Linked DNA regions of Homo sapiens: region 2 is linked to region 1. A link is an interaction called in ENCODE POLR2A ChIA-PET data of the cell type or tissue named here. Cell type or tissue: IMR-90. All regions are shown on one strand.

The links. ChIA-PET counts read pairs that join two places held together with the same protein. Peaks named below come from ENCODE experiments on the same cell type or tissue, not always from the same donor. Only the 100,000 strongest peaks of a DNase experiment are listed, where the experiment ranks them.
Region 2: POLR2A ChIA-PET joins it to region 1 with 5 read pairs; 3 of 35 experiments call an interaction of 5 or more read pairs at or near these places.

What each region holds. Positions count from the first base shown.
Region 1 is chr3:104,491,950-104,494,449 of GRCh38, reverse strand. No RefSeq gene overlaps it. Among named protein-coding and RNA genes, the nearest start is that of ALCAM, 870 kb to the left of the region's middle. In IMR-90, no CTCF peak of the experiment used is centred here; no DNase peak of the experiment used is centred here.
Region 2 is chr3:105,354,003-105,356,502 of GRCh38, reverse strand. No RefSeq gene overlaps it. Among named protein-coding and RNA genes, the nearest start is that of ALCAM, 12 kb to the left of the region's middle. RefSeq lists an enhancer at 2,407-2,500. In IMR-90, no CTCF peak of the experiment used is centred here; a DNase peak (open chromatin) is centred at 1,042; H3K4me3 peaks cover 677 bases; H3K27ac peaks cover 889 bases.

The DNA of each region.
Region 1 (2,500 bases):
AAAAAGAAAAAAAGCCTGTACTTTTACCAAATTATTAAAAGCCAAGTGTGAACTATTGTGCCAGTTTAAAAACCCTACGGACACCTAGGCAAAAAGGAATATCTATTCTGAGGATTAATAACCTGCGGATATGTTAATTTATAGAATAAAGGAAAATTAAGGTGGAAATAGAATTAAGGTCGCTAAGCAGCGGACCTCAAAATGGGAAAATAATCCAGATTATTTGTGTGGACTTGATGTAAGAATAAAGTTGAATATGGAAGGAGAGGGGCCAGAGTCAGAAAGACATTTGAAGATGCAACACTGGGGGCTTGAAGTTGCAGAAAGAAGCTATCGTATTAGGATTACAAGTGATATCTCAAAGCTGGAAAAAGCAAAGCAATTAGTTATTTCCCACAGACTCCATAAAGTTCATTAATCTTGCCACTACATGAATTTTCATCCAGTGAAACTTCTAAAACATAGAACACTTAAGACAATAACTTTGTGCTCTTTAAAGTCAGTTTACGTGTTCGGTAATTTGTTACAGTATCAATAGACAACTGATACAAATATTAAGACTGATGATGCCACACGTGTACCAAGAGGACAGAAATAGGCTAATTCCTTAATTGTTATTATTATTATTTGGAGATGGGGCCTTGCTATTTTACCTAGGCTGATCTGAAATTCCTGAGCTCAAGCGATCTTCCCGCCTCAGCTCTCATAATGAGGCTTTCTGGGAAAATCAACACAAACTTCTAGAGCAAGAAGTGATTGGCTTTGGTGTTTTATTCTGATTATGCGGTGGAGCTAGGGTTTTCCTGCATGAGCTGGGGCTTCCTTGATTTGAGCTTCCTGCCCACAACAAATAAGGGAGTTGATCACCTGAAATTTCTTTTTTATCTTTTCTTTTCTTTTTTTTTTTCTTTTCTTTTCTTTTTGAAACCGAGTCTTGCTCTGTCGCCCAGGCTGGAGTGCAGTGGCGCAATCTCGGCTCACTGCAAGCTCCGCCTCCCCGGTTCAGGCCATTCTCCTGCCTCAACCTCCCGAGTAGCTGGGACTACAGGCGCCCGCCACCACGCCTGGCTAATTTTTTGTCTTTTTAATAGAGACAGGGTTTTACCGTGTTAGCCAGGATGATCTCGATCTCCTGACCTTGTGATCTGCCCACCTCGGCCTCCCAAAGTGCTGAGATTCCAGGCTGTGAGCCACCGCACCCACCCGAGCACCTGAAATTTCTTATCAGCTTTCATAGAAGTGAGGCACAACGCAAAGTGATATGTGTTGGGCATGAAAGCTGTCCAAAAGGATCAAAATAAAATCAAACTTTCTATTACAGTTTACAGGTGTCACCAAATTAGAAACTTCCATTCTTCAAAACACACCGTTAAGAAAATGTAAACACAAGCCACAGAATTGAAGAAAATTGTCAGTAGCACTGTGCCCAGAATATTAAAAAGTGCTCTTAGGACTCAATAATAGTAAGAAAACCATATACAAAATATAGACAAGATTTGAAGTAGTATGTCAATAAAGAATATATACCAATAATAAACACATGAAAAGATTTCAACATTTCTCATCAGCGAAATGCAAATTAAAAACATGATGTGATACCCATGTATATCCATCAGAATGGGTAAAATTTAAGAAAAAAAAAGTGATAGATCGAAGTCTTGGTTACATGGATCAAATGAAACTCATACTTGCTGGTAGAAATGCAAGATTATGCAGACACTATGGAAAACAGTTTGAAAGTTTCTTGAGGGAGTAGAACACCTGAAATGCATTAGAGTACCTAATTGTAAAGTTACATAAACAATTATCATATGATCTTGTTATGTCACTTCTAGGTTTTTACTCAAAATAAATGCAAATGTAGGACTACACAAAGACCTGTAAACAAATATTTATAACAGATTTATTCATAATAGCCAAACACTAAGAAAAAACCAGTTTCCCTCAATCTGGAAGTGGGTAAAGAAATTTTAGTATATCCATACAATAAGATACTTCTGAACAATTAAATGGAATGAACTACTGATGTATGCAACAAAATGGCAACTCTAAAGCAGTATGTTAGGGAAGCCAGATGTAAAACACTAAATATAGTCTTATTTCATTTACATGATACTCTAGAAATGGTAAAACCAAAGGAAAAGAAAATAAATACATTTTTGCCAAGGACTGGGGTGAGGTAAAGTAATGGACTAAAAAGGAACTGATGGCAAAAATCCAGAAGACAGAAGTCTTCTATGTTCTGATGGTACTAGTTCTCTTACATTACTATTCATATTTATCAAAACTCATTCAACTTTTTTATTTTAAAACAGCACATTTTTAATATAAATTATACCTCTGCATATAGGTGGAACAAAATGTTGATAAATTTTGAAAGTGTGCATATGTGTGCTCATTGTTCCATTCTTTCAATTTGTTTTTTTTTTTTTTCGGGGGGGTTGGGAATTATTACAATACACATCATAGACAAATGAAAATAGTTAATTATTTTACTTTG
Region 2 (2,500 bases), 860 kb before region 1:
CTCAGCACATGGCATATAAAAACTACACAAATTGCGAGATTAGATAACTATAATTTTAAATCCCTGTTCTGTCTCTATCTGTGTAGCCTTCATCAACTTTTTGACTTTAGCTTCCTCTTCTGTTGAGCGCAGTTAAGAGTAGCTTTGTACTTACCCTGAAAAGTCGTTATGTGGGTCAAATGTATTACAGAATGTTAAATGTGTGAATAGTAGTCTCTGAATAAAAGGTGGCTGTTATTCTTCCACTAGTTGATTGCGTGGTTTCATCTTCCTAAGCTTCATAGACTTTAACTATACCTATAAAAGGAAGAGGGCTGGTTTGGTGCTCTCTTAAGAGGCCTCCTTGTTCTGAATGAAATTCTTTGTACCTAAAGCCTTTTATTCCAGAAACAGAAGTCTTATTGCCAATATTCTTTGGAAAGCAAAAATCCCTTTTTTCCAGTTTCACTACTCCCAGCCCAGGCCCTCATCACCTCTCATATCTATATAGCAAGTTTAAAACCAGTGTCCCTGCCATCTGGCTCTTCTCTTTATTCTCCAGACTTCCCCTGCTCATCTTAACACAAACAGACAGACACAGACAAATTTGATTATGTCACTTCCTTTCTTTAAAATCTCTGCTGGAGTCATTTAATCTTCACAATGAAAGCTACACTTAATAGCAAGATCTATAGAGTCCTTGACATTCTTGCCCCTAGTTGTATATTTGCCCCTTTTTGGTTTCACAAACCATATCACAACACTCTGTCATGAACTCTACGCTTCACTCACTGTTTTCTAAACATACCATGGCAGCCTTTCTCAACCGTTTAATTACATATGTGGTTCCCTCAGCCTGAATGTACCTCCCACTCCCATCCCTTTGACTGGGTTACTCCCACTCATATTTCAAGACCCACCTCACATGTCAAATTGTCTGTTAAGCCTTTCCTGATTCCCCTAGGCAGTGTTAGTCACTGCTGCCACTGTATTTCTACAGCTTTAGCACTTACCTCTTTGATACATTTATCTGTTTACAAGTCTGACTCCTCCACTAAAACAGTGACTCCTTAGAAGGGATGTACCACAAGTCTGGAGTCAGACTGTCTGGTTTACAACCCCCTGCATCAACACATGTTAGATGTGTGCATTTGAGGAAGCTTCTTAGCTTCTTTAATCCTCAGTTTTCTCACCTACAAAATGGAGCTAATATGCTGCTGATCTCAGATAATCCTTATATTATTGAAATGACAAAACACATGTAAAGCTCCTACGTCAATGTCCGGCATATATTAAGGACTTAGTTAATATTACAAAAAATGGTGATGATAAAGATGGCTATAATGGAAGAGATAGTAAGGCAGTGGGAGGAGAGAAGGTGATGCAATAGAAACCTCATTTATGTTTTTAGCACCTTGGCCTCTTCTCAATGTCTAGCCCATAGTAAGTGCTCAATGCATGTTTGCTGAATGAATGCTTGTGTGATACAACTTTACAACACAGCCAAAATGTCAAATTCCAGCTCTTTTCTCATATCTGATTCAAGGAAGTTGAATTAACTTTTTGGATGCCAGAAACTCAAGTTCTAACAAAGAGGAGAAATTAGATGAGGAAAAAAGAAGAGGGGGGAGAGAAAATGGCAACAGCTGGGTTGGAGGTGCAGAATATAAGTATATAAGTCAAACTAACCTCCTTCACAGCTTTGCCTCAGCATTTTACATGGTTTTACTGCTGGGGACTGAAATAGGCTTTAAAGAAAAGAGTGAAGATGTGCGGATTCCAAATCTAGAGAGCAGCTCCACCATAGGGACCAACCCAGGGTCTAAAGACAGTCAAAGCCAAATTCCTTTGATGTTCTCTGAGAGCCTGCAGGCAAAATAGCAACTCAGCAAGGGTTTGGAATGCAAGTGGCATGGAATGAAAATGTGTGTTCCTGTTACAGGGCCAAGGAAGGGAAGGACAAACCTCACCTATTAAAGAAATCCCTGGACTGGAAAGGACTGGAACATTGGGAGTGGAAGTCCACATTAGCGGAATAGTATGTTCTGAAGGCATTTGAGCAGATGAAAACCTGATACACGAGACATAAAACCTGAGGAAAATTATTTCATGGGAACGGTAAAAATGGTGGAGAGGGTAAATTGGGCAAGGGAGAAGAACGGAGGAGAGGGAGAGGGAAGTGCTGCTGAACTTATTTCAAAGAAGAAGAAGAAAAAAAATGATCTCTTGTTTTTCATTAAATAATGGATGCTCTCCAGGCCAGCCAGAGTCGCGGCTGATTCTGTTTTGCGCTCAGTGGAGGAAAAATCAAACCAAACCAAAACATAAAACAAAACGGGAAAAGATGAGCGTTTCCTTTTCCTCCTCCCTTCCTCCAACCGAGTTCTTCCTTCAGCCCCAGGGCCCGCGAGGGGGAGGTCTTTTTCCTTTGCTGCCCGAGGTTTGCGTCCTTCCGGGGCCCAGCAGCCCGAGATGCGTTTGGTCCCGAAACCCGACAGGCGGGGAAGCGGGCTCAGTCTCT